2 separate regions of the Homo sapiens genome follow, and region 1 is linked to region 2. Evidence: read pairs that join two places in POLR2A ChIA-PET (ENCODE). Cell type or tissue: Panc1. All regions are shown on one strand. Each heading gives the region's core, and the rest is flanking DNA. Links, peaks and the distances in the headings are about the cores only. Region 1 overlaps B4GALT1 (beta-1,4-galactosyltransferase 1). Region 2 overlaps DNAJA1 (DnaJ heat shock protein family (Hsp40) member A1).

The links. ChIA-PET counts read pairs that join two places held together with the same protein. Peaks named below come from ENCODE experiments on the same cell type or tissue, not always from the same donor. Only the 100,000 strongest peaks of a DNase experiment are listed, where the experiment ranks them.
Region 1: POLR2A ChIA-PET joins it to region 2 with 5 read pairs; 19 of 35 experiments call an interaction of 5 or more read pairs at or near these places.

The regions. Positions count from the first base shown.
Region 1 is chr9:33,151,527-33,154,026 of GRCh38, forward strand. All of the region lies in intron 1 of B4GALT1 (beta-1,4-galactosyltransferase 1), which reads right to left. Among named protein-coding and RNA genes, the nearest start is that of B4GALT1-AS1, 14 kb to the right of the region's middle. RefSeq lists an enhancer at 2,175-2,294. In Panc1, for the core only: no CTCF peak of the experiment used is centred there; no DNase peak of the experiment used is centred there; H3K4me3 peaks cover 2 bases; H3K27ac peaks cover 581 bases.
Region 2 is chr9:33,028,196-33,038,183 of GRCh38, forward strand. DNAJA1 (DnaJ heat shock protein family (Hsp40) member A1) reads left to right here. Exons shown (of 9, transcript NM_001539.4): 4 at 1,690-1,794; 5 at 2,245-2,472; 6 at 6,021-6,135; 7 at 8,379-8,494; 8 at 8,820-8,920. Among named protein-coding and RNA genes, the nearest start is that of DNAJA1, 7.9 kb to the left of the region's middle. In Panc1, for the core only: no CTCF peak of the experiment used is centred there; no DNase peak of the experiment used is centred there.

The DNA.
Region 1 (2,500 bases), core at 1-2,500, 120 kb after region 2:
TAAATGTAGCCAGCTCCAATTTCCTTCTCTAAGGAGTGGGGATAATTATGCCTTCCTTTCAGATGTAAGTGAAATAATACATATACATACTTATCGCATGTTCTTATTGAGCTAATAGATGTTCAATAAATGTTACTTTCCCTTCTCCCCTGACTCCTTAGAACTTCAGAGCTTACAAATTACTACAGCTCTATCAGCACACATGGCTAAATTTTCACATTTCTACTCTTAGCCACTAGAATCACTGATAGATTTGGAGGAAAACTCTGGGACCTTAAAGGGTCCCTGGAGTATTACATAAAGCTTCTTGCAGCATGAGAGTTGAACAGAAATTCTGTTCATCTTTTGCTGTCGAAGCCAAGTTGGTGGCTTCTAAAGAACCAACTTAGAAGAAAACTCAGGAGAAAAATTTTATCATTTTGGGATGGTGAAGACCTGCTTAAGTATGAAAGCAACCTGAAGTCATAAAGGAAAACATAGATTTAAACACATAAAAATTCAAAACTTCTGGCCGAGTGCAGTGGCTCACGCCTGTAACCCCAGCACTTTGGGAGGATCATTTGAGATCAGGAGTTTGAGATCAGCTTGACCTACATAGTGAAACCCCGTCTCTACTAAAACACAAAAATTAGCTGGGTGTGGTGGCGGGTGCCTGTAATCACAGCTTCTCGGGAAGCTGAGGCAGGAGAATCGCTTGAACCCAGGAGGCAGAGGTTGCAGTGAGCCGAGATTTCACCACTGCACTCCAGCCTGGGCGACAGAGCAAGACTCCCTCTCCAAAAAATAACATAACATAACATAACATAACATAACATAACATAACATAACATAACATAACATAACAACTTCTACATAGCTAAAGAAACCAGAGATAAAGAAGAGTGACAGATGGAGAGACCATATTTACAAATGATATGTAATAAACAAGAAAAATCCACAATATAAAAAGCTCCTGCAAACATATTTTTAAAACTAATAGAAAAATGGGTTAAAAGAAAAAGGGTAAAAAAAAATGGGCCAAAAAAAGGGTAAAAAAAAAAAAGGGTTAAAAAAAAGAAAAAAAAAGTCAGCTGGGCACAGTGGCTCACACCTGTAATCCCAGCACTTTGGGAGGCCGAGGCAGGTGAATCACTTGAGGCCAGTTTGAAACCAGCCTGGCCAACATGGTGAAACCCCATCTCTGCTAAAAATACAAATATTAGCCAGGTGTGGTGGCACACACCTATAGTCCCAGATACTTGGGAGGCTAAGGTGTGAGAATCACTTGAACCTGGGAGGCGGTGGTTGCAGTGAGCCAAGATCGGACAACTGCACTCCACTCTGGGGGATGGAGTGAGACTCCACTTCAAAAAAAAAGAAAAAATACTCACATAAGAAATACAAATGGGCAAGCCAGCCATGGTGGCTCACGCCTATAGTCCCAGCTACTCAGGAGGCTGAGGCAGGAAGATCATTTGAGCCCAGGAGTTCGAGTCCAGCCTGGGCAACATGGCAAAGACTCCCATCTTGAAAGAAAGGATGAAAAAAGAAAGACAGATGGCCAATAAACACGTGAAAATTTGCTTAACTTCATCAGTAATCAGAGAAACATATTAAAACAAGATACTATGTCTGAATATGATACTGGCAAATATATAAAGGTTAGTAACACCCAGGGCTGGTATGAGTGTGAGGAATAAGCACTCCTATACACTGTTAATGAGAAAAAGCCAGAGGGCAAACTGACAGTATCTATCAAAACGTTTAAAGAGCATGATCTTTAAATCTCAAATCAGTAACCTAACCTTCTACCTTAAGACACCAGAAAAAGCAAACTTAACCAAAAGCAAGCAGAATGAAAGAATAAAGATTAGAGAAGTTAATGAAGCAGAAAAATAAGAACAAAGAGAACAAATAATGAACTCAAAGTTGGTCCTCTGAAAAGATCAATAAAAATGACAAGCTTTTGGCAAGACTAAGAAAAAAAGAAAATTCAAATTATTATAATCAGTAATGAAAGAGGGACTATCCCTACACCAACTTTAACGGAAATAAAAAGGATCATAAGGAATCACTATGAAATGTATGCCAACAAATTAGATGACTTAGATGAAGCAAACTCCTTGGAAGACACAAACTATCAAAACTGACTTAAGAAAAAATAGAAGGTCTGAATAGACCTATAACCAGAAACTGAATTAGGAATCAAAAAGTTTTCCACAAAGAAAACATCAGGCCCAGATGGCTTTACTGGTGAACGCTACCAGATATTTAAAGAAGAATTAATAAAAACCGACCACAAACTCTCTCAAAATACAGAAGAGGAAGGAACACTTCCCTACTCATTTTTTGAGGCAGTATTACCCTGATACCAAAACCAAACAAAGATCTCACGACGAAAGAAAACGAACAGACCTTTTCTGACAGTGGTAAACAACTATGAAAGAGAAGAAAGGGAAGGGGAGGGGAGAGGAGGGGAAAAGAAGGGAGGGGAGGGGAGAGAGAGAGAGAGAGAGGAAGG
Region 2 (9,988 bases), core at 1,353-3,852:
CAAGCTCATATAGCAAGCCAACAGAGCCAGGGCTGAAAACTGGTTCGTTGCCTGCCATCTATCTATTCTTGTTTCAGCTTTATTGTGTCAAAATTATGTATTTAATATGTTTATCAGGAAAGTGGCCTATGGGCTCTAGAAATACTGCTTATAGGAGTAAAATGTTCAAGAGAAATCAGTCTCACTTTATTTCCAGTATAGTGTATACAAATAAGGGCTGATGAGCAGAACCAGTTTTAGAATGAATGGCCAAGCCATTAAATTTCACTTTGAGCTTCTTAAGGTTCAGAAAGATTTGGGAAATTGTTTATTCAGTTTTTCTTTAAAGATCTTCAAGGAAAGGATTATGTTTTTATTAAGATACTTAAACTCCTTAAAAAGAAAGTCCACAATCCAAATGACTTGCTTAGTAAATTGTTAGAATTTGTCCACAAAAAAGTAGTGGTGGTTTTTCACTTACCTTACAAAGAACCTGCAGGTTAACATTGGCAAGCTCTTTTATGTGGCTTATGATCATATTGAGAGGTTATTTCTGGGGAAATGCGCTTCATCAAGCTCTAGAAGCTTTATTTTTCCTTCCTTATACTCAACACTGTTCAAAATAAGGGCAGCTAGATTTTAGCGTGCCAAAACTAAAGGTGGAACTATAAGCAGAAGGACATAATTAATGGTATTTCATGCTTGATTAGAAAGTTAAAATGTTCATTAGGCATATTGTACAGAAACGAGTTTGAGAACTTTTTTCAGTTGGTGGAAAGGCAATAATATTGTTGTGAATAAGTCCTTGTGGAAGGACCACTAGTTAGGAACTTACTAACTTACTAGCAGGTGACTTCATACTTCTAACCTCAGTGTCCTTATGAGATCTTGACCTTCCATTTCCTATTCTGATTTAAGTGAAGTAAGGCACTCCTTAGTAGCCACTGGCCATGTGTGGCTCCATTAATTTAAGACAAAAACAAAAATACGGTTTCTTAGTCTAAATGGCCACATTTACATGCTCAATAAGCACATGTGATTGGTGGCTGCTACGTTGGACAGAACAGATATAAAACATTTATCACTGCAGAAAGTTCTGTTGGGCAATGCTATTATAAAAGGTATGAGAAATTTGGCCTTCAAAACAACCAGTGCTGGCCCAGCAGTAAATGGGCTGTTTTCTACTAAATCAGGAAGAAGTAGAAATTGATACTCTTCTGTGGTGACTCAATAAATACATCAGCTTCCCTGGCCAATCTTGATTAATGAGAATTTACTGTGCTACAGAATTTTTGGATGAAGTAATTGGCCATGTTGCTCAATACGGTACGAAGTGAAAGCTTCAAAAAATATATTGTGACAGAAATGAATGTTTGGATTATTGTGAAATGTGCCCTTTTAAATAACATTGGTTTTTCTCAAGTGACTTTGAAGGTAATGCTTTTGCTTACCATATTTCCAAGATGGCCACGTCTGTGCCCTTAAGCAAATATTTAATCTCTGACCTGATTTTCCCTCATCTGTGATTACATCACAGTTTGAGGATCATCTGTGATAACGTGAACATTCTGTGTATATAGTAGGTAGTCAACAGATGTACCCTGTGAGGCTCATCTTTTATTATTCTTTGCCACATTCTTTATAGTGCCTTTAGCACAAATAAGATCCAGCATCTTAAACAGATTTGCAATGAGAAATATTTTGTTTTAGGTAAAAATGTTGTACATCAGCTCTCAGTAACCCTAGAAGACTTATATAATGGTGCAACAAGAAAACTGGCTCTGCAAAAGAATGTGATTTGTGACAAATGTGAAGGTACGGTGTTTTTTTGTTTTGTTTTGTTTTGTTTTTAAGCACCTTTAATATGACACCTGAAAATGGAGCTAAGACTTCTAGATAGATATGTAAAATTGATTCATGTACACTACCTAGATTTTGGGGGAGGAGAGGGCAGATATGAAGAAAACCAACTGAAAACCTCCCACCTAAAGAAATATCAGCACTTTTTTCTGTGTATATTTTAAATACAGTTGGGATCAAGCTAGTTTGGTATCTTTTTTGTAATAAGTAAAATTTATTGGAAAGTGTGTTCTAATAAGAATGAAACTCATTGGAATGATCTCATCAGTTGTACATTCAGAGGGTAGCATTCCATCAGGCTTCGAAAATATTAAAAGTATAGCATTTAGGAATTGTCTTCTTAAAACATTTACTACTGTATACACTACTAATTCATACATTATTTAATTTTCTTTTTAAATTTAGGTAGAGGAGGTAAGAAAGGAGCAGTAGAGTGCTGTCCCAATTGCCGAGGTACTGGAATGCAAATAAGAATTCATCAGATAGGACCTGGAATGGTTCAGCAAATTCAGTCTGTGTGCATGGAGTGCCAGGGCCATGGGGAGCGGATCAGTCCTAAAGATAGATGTAAAAGCTGCAACGGAAGGAAGATAGTTCGAGAGAAGAAAATTTTAGAAGTTCATATTGACAAAGGTGAGTTCTGAGTTACTTATTCTGAAGTCTTGAATGCTGTGGCAGATTTATTATTAACATTTTATAATTGTTTAAAAATCATTCTTAATTAGGTTATATATGATCCTATCAATCAGAAATAACTCTTAGCAGCTTAGTAAATAATGTTCTTTTATCCAGACATAATTTTGCACATTGGTATATTACTAATACAGAATATATTAGGAATCTCCTCATTTAATATAACAGGATCATCTTTTGAAATCTGTGGTCCTGTAAATGATTGAATAGTGTTCCAAACTTAATTCTCTCCTGTTAAACCATAGTTCTTCCATCTTTTAAAACATTAGAATTGTACACATTCTTAATTAGGAGTTACTAGATCAAGGGATAGGCATACTTTTAAGGATTTGAAAGGGGAGTTAGGTGAAGAATTGGGTCTCATAAAAATTCATGGTTTTTTTGGAGACGGAGTTTCGCTCTTGTTTCCCAGGCTGGAGTGTGCAATGGCACGATCTCAGCTCATTGCAACCTCTGCCTCCCGGGTTCAAGCAGTTCTTCTGCCTCAGCCTCCCAAGTACCTGGGATTACAGGCACCCAGCACCATGCCCGGCTAATGTTTTGTATTTTTAGTAGAGACGGGGTTTCACCATGTTGGCCAGGCTGATCTCGAACACTTGACCTCAGGTGATGACCTGCCTCGGCCTCCCAAAGTGCTGGGATTACAGGCATGAGCTACCGCACCCCGCCTCATGTTTATTTTTTAAACCAATGGGCATGTTTTTGTTTGTTTGTTTTTTTCTGAGGTAGAGTCTTGCTCTGTTGCCCAGGCTTGAGTGCAGTGATGCGATCTTGGCTCACTCTAACCTCTGCCTCCTGGGTTCAAGCGATTCTCCTGCCCCAGCTTCCCAGGTAGCTGGGACTACAGGTGTGCACCACCACACCTGGCTAATTTTTTTTGTATTTTTAGTAGAGATGGGGTTTCACCATGTTAGGCTGGTCTCAAACTCTTGACCTCAAATGATCTGCCTGCCTTGGCCTCCTAAAATGCTGGGATTACAGGTGTGTGCCACCATACCTGGCCTGGGCTAGTTTAAATAAGCGTATTGGCCCACTTAATTGGCTTACTTGCCCATCTATTATATTTAAATGCTCCGTTAATTGATTTGATAGACTACCTTTCATTTTTTTAGACTTGACACTTCCCTAACCCATTGGGCTCCAGATTTAGAAATAACTATATAACCTTTTTTTTGTATTCTCGGGATTTGATTGATTTGTCAATTTTTAAATTTTACTCTTGTCAACTTGCAAAAACATTTTAAAATGTATTACAGCAATACACTGCAGAAATTTTAAGAAATGTATATAACCCCAGAAGGAAACTTAAGTCAACATTATGGTAATCTCTTTTCAGATTTTGCTGTTTATAAATGGGTCTACTATTATACTGTACTGTGGTATGATACCAATCTGGAACTGTTAATATTTGAACATATTTCCATATTAATATACAAATCTACATTAACATAAGTGGCTGCAATAGGATTCTATCATGTGACTCATGATACTGGCCTCTCTGACCCCCAGGGTTCCACCCAAGAATGTAGTACATTGAAAGGTAAAAATAAGTTTCCTTGGCCAGTTGTTGAACTTAATAAATCTGTGTTTACCCCTTAGTGGGCCCATGCCTAAGGTTTATACTTTGAGGTGTTCTTGATACCAATAGCATACAGAGTAAGTCTTAACGTTGTTGATAGGTTCTTGGAAACTGGGACTTCTAGCAGAATGACCTCAAATAATGTCATGCAGGTCCTCAAATAATGTCATGTCACTGTAACACAGCTGAGGGGAAAAAAATTGGTCTTGTTATGTGTCATTTCATTTAAAGCAATTTCCAAGAACCTATCAACAATGGACTGTAAGTGAGAACTTGAAATTAATGCCCTAACTATATAGCAAGTGAAGGCATTTGTGCTGTGCCTACTCTTACTCTGTATTCAGGAAAACCTAGCTGAGTTTAATTGCTTCCCTAGCATAACAAGTTATTTTGCCTCAATACACGATTAAAGACAGATTGTTTAATTTTGTCAGTGTATGATACTGATAGCGCTTTAAGTCCTTATTTAAGAGGTACGTACTGAAGTATTTGTGGGTTAATGGATATAGTTGGAGTTTGCTTGAAAGTATATGTGGGGGGCATGCGTAGGGGTGTAATACATGAAATATTAGTCATGAGTTAGTAACTGCTGAAGCCAAATTGGATGGATATGTAGGAATTCATTGTACTGTTGGCTCTGTTTATACAGGATTAATATTTTCCATACGTAAAGGTGAAACATGATTGCTCTGTTAGGTAACCAGAGTGATCTTGGGAAATAATCAGGAGATAACTGCTTTGGTGTAATACTCTACAAACACAGGTTTTCTTACATGAGTTATGTTCTAAGAGACGTTGCCCAAACCCTTACTGAACTAAAATATGTGGGTCAGAGGTGAGGGGCACGAAGTCTCAGTTTAAAAAAAAAAAAAAAGGCGTGTTTTTTTGCCCTGTTAGAAAATACTCCTCCCCTTGTATTTTACGGACCACATGGGCTAAGGGAGTGTCTAGCACTGATTGTTTTGTTTGCTTGTTTAATTTAAATGAGACAAGGTCTGGAACTCCTGTGCTCCAGGGTGCTATCCTCAGGGTATCCTCCTGACTCGGCCTCTCAAAGTATAATTACCCTTTTTTTAAGGGGACTATACTGAATAGTTCTTTAAAATACGGATTTTCAGGCACAGGGGCTCAGGTCTGTAATCCGAACACTATAGGATGCCGAGGCAGGATCCCTTGAGCCCAGTAGTTCAAGACCAGCCTGAGCGACATGAGAACCCCCATCTCTATTAAAAAAAAAAAAATTCAAAAATTAGCTGGTCTGTGGTCCTGGCTACTCGGGAGGCTGAGGTGGGAGGATCACTTGAGCCCAGGAGATGGAGGCTGCAGTGAGCCATGTTTGTGCCACTGCACTCCAGCCTAGGCAACAGAGCAAGATCCTATCTCAAGAGAAGATTATAGATTTAAAATTTTTTTAGTTTTATATATAAATACTACAATAGAAGGGTCTTGATTTACATTGCTGTTAGACTTTTAATAGAAGTAATTTGATGTGTTATAAGTAATGAAACTGAAATACTTAATTAACATTTTTTGGTTATAACCAGTGTTAGCCAGTCATGGTTTAGTACCAGCATATACCTGTTGAGTTAATACTCTAAATATTGCTAATGAGGTGTAGGTGTCTGTGGGAAAGTTGAAACTTGGAAAGGATATGCAGCTTACTTCCCCAGGGTAATCCAGCCAGTGAATAGCAGCTCTGAGATTTGAAGGCTAGTCTCTTTGCCTCTGGAGTTTGTGTTCTCCACTATGATACCTTTCTTCAGGAGCAAATTGGACTGAACTACTTAAGTGGGCTTTCTTAGTCATTTCTGTGATTTTTATGCATAAACAAACATCTATGTATAGATTTTATGATTCTGACCTTAGTTGGATATTTAATAAAAGTACAAAATTAATGTTTTGTTTTTAGGCATGAAAGATGGCCAGAAGATAACATTCCATGGTGAAGGAGACCAAGAACCAGGACTGGAGCCAGGCGATATTATCATTGTGTTAGATCAGAAGGACCATGCTGTTTTTACTCGGTAAAGACTTTTATCAACCACTCAAATTGATATCACATATTTGGGTTGTTGGTTTTGTTTTTTGTTTTTTTGTTTTTTTTAAAGTGTTTTCCATTACTCTTAGAACCTATTTCTCAGGAAGATTGTTAACCATTGTTCAGATCATAAGAGGTTGAATACATAGGATCAGATTTTTAGCTTTTTGTCTCTAAGTATGGAACGTTGAAAATGTGTTTCAATTAGATGTTTTGTGTGAACCTAAGCAGCAGATGGGTGGGGAAAACATCCCTGGACAAAAATTTGCCCTCAATCTTTGTAAAGCAATTTAAGTGCCTTAAAGCTCTCACCAGTTTTCAATCTCATTTATGATAAATTGAATTGCTTTTAATTATAAATATCCAAAAGCATCTCTGTAGGAAACTTAAATTGTAACTCAATACTAAGTATAAATTCAGGTCTACCATTTTGAGCTAAATAATGAGTATGATGAACACTGAAGCACAAGAAAGATGGATGATTAACAGCAAATGTTTGTGATCCATGGCTAACATAACACCCTCTGTGCATGCTATATTCCCAGCAACTTGGGAGGCTGAGGTGGGAGGATCACTTGAGGCCAGGAGTCCTAGCTACTGGGGAGGCTGAGGCAGAAGAGTGGCTTGAACTCAGGAGTTCAAGGTTATGATCATGCCACTGCATTCTAGCCTGGGTGACAGTAAGAACCCACCTTTTTTTTTTTTTTTTTTTAATGGAGTGGAGGTGAAATTGGGAACATCTTAAACTAGTTTAGGATTAATTAATATTTCAGCTTGGTTTGGTGGCTTACGCCTGTAATCCCAACACTTTAGGAGGCCGAGGTGGATGGTCAGGAGTTCAAGACCAGCCTAGCCAACATGGTGAAATGCCATCTCTGTTAAAAATTAAAAAATTAGCCAGGCATGGTGGCAGGCCCTGAGGCAGGAGAATCACTTGAACACAGGAGGCAGAGGTCGCGGTGAGTTGAGATGGCGCCATTGCACTCCAGCCTGGGCAAAAAGAGCAAAACTTGGTCTCAAAAAAAAAGACTAATATTTTACAAATGTCTGAAGATAATGGGAAATGTTGTCAAGCTCAGGCTTTTGATGCTGTCATTTGAGAAGGGTATTAAAGATGTTTTATTTATTTATTTATTTTTTTTGAGATGCAGTTTCGCTCAACAGGCCCAGGCTGGATTGCGATGGTGAGATCTTGGCTCACTGCAACCTCCAACTCCCAGGTTCAAGCAATTCTCTCACCTCAGCCTCCCGAGTAGCTGGGATTACAGGCGCCCACCACCACGCCCAGCTGATTTTTGTATTTTTAGTAGAGACGGGTTTCACCATGTTGGCCAGGCTGGTATCGAACTCCTGACCTTAGGCAATCCACCTGCCTCGGCCTCCCAAAGTGCTGGGATTACAGGCATGAGCCACCGCGCCCAGCCTAAAGATGTTTTATTAATGTGGGTTGGAAAAGGAAAGTCTAAGCATGAGAAGGAGGAAGTGGGCTGTTAACGTTAAATATGAAAGGCTGTGTTCACTCACAATATGCCAGGAAATATTATTTCAGGTTCATCAATGAGGAAATTGTTAGAGTCCCTTTAAATTGGACATATCCTCATTGTTTAATTTCATAGAGCCTAAATTATCTAGGACCCTGCCCAGGCTAGAGTGCAGTGGCACGATCTCAACTCACTGCAATCTCTGCCTCCAGATTCAAGTGATTCTCCTGCCTCAGCCTCCCGAGTAGCTGGAACTACAGGTGCGCGCCACCATGCCTGGCTGATTTTTTGTATTTTTAGTAGAGATGGGGTTTCACCATGTTGGCCAGGCTGGTCTTGAACTTCAGACCTTAGGTGATCCACCCTCCTCAGCCTCCCAAACTGCTGGAATTACAGATGCGAACCACAGTGCCTGGCCTAACCCTCACTCTTGTGAGTTGTTTTTTTTTTTTCCCCTCTGAGAAACCAGATTTAAAACTAGGTAATGAAACAGTTCACTGATGGTAAATGGTAAAGGCTGCCTAGAGTGTGTGGAATGACTTTGAATCCTTAACTAGGAAACGGGGCTGGCAGGTTGCACATGTTTGCTCTTCCCAGATCTCTGCTCTGCTTGATTTTTACAATGGGGGAAGAAAAGGGTGTCTTTGTAAAAGACCCTTTGCTTTTATTAAACAAAAAAACAGCCTGCTTTGGTACATCTACTGATTCGTGATTTGAAAAATATAAATATGTGTCATATTTTATGCAGACGAGGAGAAGACCTTTTCATGTGTATGGACATACAGCTCGTTGAAGCACTGTGTGGCTTCCAGAAGCCAATATCTACTCTTGACAACCGAACCATCGTCATCACCTCTCATCCAGGTATGGGAACTAGGCAAGCTTAAACTTCTCTTTTCTATTCTAGTATTTTCCTTGTCTCCTGTTAACAAAGTGTAGTATAGGCACTGAGGGAAACCCATTGTTTTTCTTTCTCGGTTACATATCCTTCTCTGGGCTTAGATGAAGTTATAAGGTCTTGGCTCTCTTGTCAGCCCTTGGAAAACCCATAAGTGAAAGGTAACAGGATTGCTTTGCCACGTAAGTTTTACTCCTGCCAATGAGCTAGGACAGTGCTCTGTTCTTTATATTCCCTGCCTCATAAAAATGTGACCATACTTAAGGAAGAACTTGGCTTCAATGTTTTTAGGTCAGATTGTCAAGCATGGAGATATCAAGTGTGTACTAAATGAAGGCATGCCAATTTATCGTAGACCATATGAAAAGGGTCGCCTAATCATCGAATTTAAGGTAAGCTGTAATGTACTTTAAGAATACTTGAGAACAATTGGCTTACTAAAATCTGATAAAAAAGTAAAATTTCAGCCAGGTGCAAGTAGCTCATGCCTGTAATCCCCGCATTTTGAGAGGCTGAGGCAGGAGGATCCCTTGAGCCCTGGAGTTTTGAGAACAGCCTGGGCAACATAGTGAAACCCTGTCTCTTTAAAAAAACAAAAAAAAAAAAAAATTAAAATTTCTGAATGCCTCAGAACCTGAAACTTACATTTTTCCACAGCAAGAAATATATGGATCTGGCCACGTGCCACTGGCACACACCTATAATCCCAGTGCTTTGGGAGGCCAAGACAGGTGGATTGCTTGAGCTCAGGAGTTAAAGGCCAGCCTGGGCAACATGGCAAAACCCCATCTCTACAAAAAGTACAAAAATTAGCCAGGCATGGTGGCACACACCTGTAGTCCCAGCTACTCGGGAGGCTGAGGTGGGAGGATTGCTTGAGCCTAGGTGGTCAAGGCTGCAGTGAATCAAGATCGTGTCACTGTACTTCAACCTGGGTGACAGAATGAGACCCTGTCTCAAAAAAAGAAAAAAGAAAATTTACCTAATAACTACTTCTGTCATGTTGAGCATTCTTTGTTAACAAGTTGAGGATGGGGTTTTTTGCATCATTAATTGGATATTTAAAGATAGGTTGTGGGAAGGGTGTGTGGGACAAGTGGGTATTTTACTAATGAAAGGTTGTAACTGGCATCTTAAAGTTGAGAGGTGCTTTATAATAATTGCAGATTTCTTGGCAAAATAGTGTAATGCTTGATTTGTTAATAGGTATAAAGCAATCCAGTCATTTTCCTGAGTCTTAAATTGGCCTGTCACCATAAAAATATTAATTAAAACTTTTTTTTTTTTTTTTCCTTTTTGAGACGGGAGTCTTGTTCTGTCACCCAAGGTGGAGTGCAGTGGTGCGATCCTGGATCACTGTAACCTCCACCTCCTGGGTTCAAGCAGTTCTCCTGCCTCAGCCTCCTGAGTAGCTGGGAATACAGGTGCCCGCCACCACGCTGGGCTTTTTAGTAGAGATG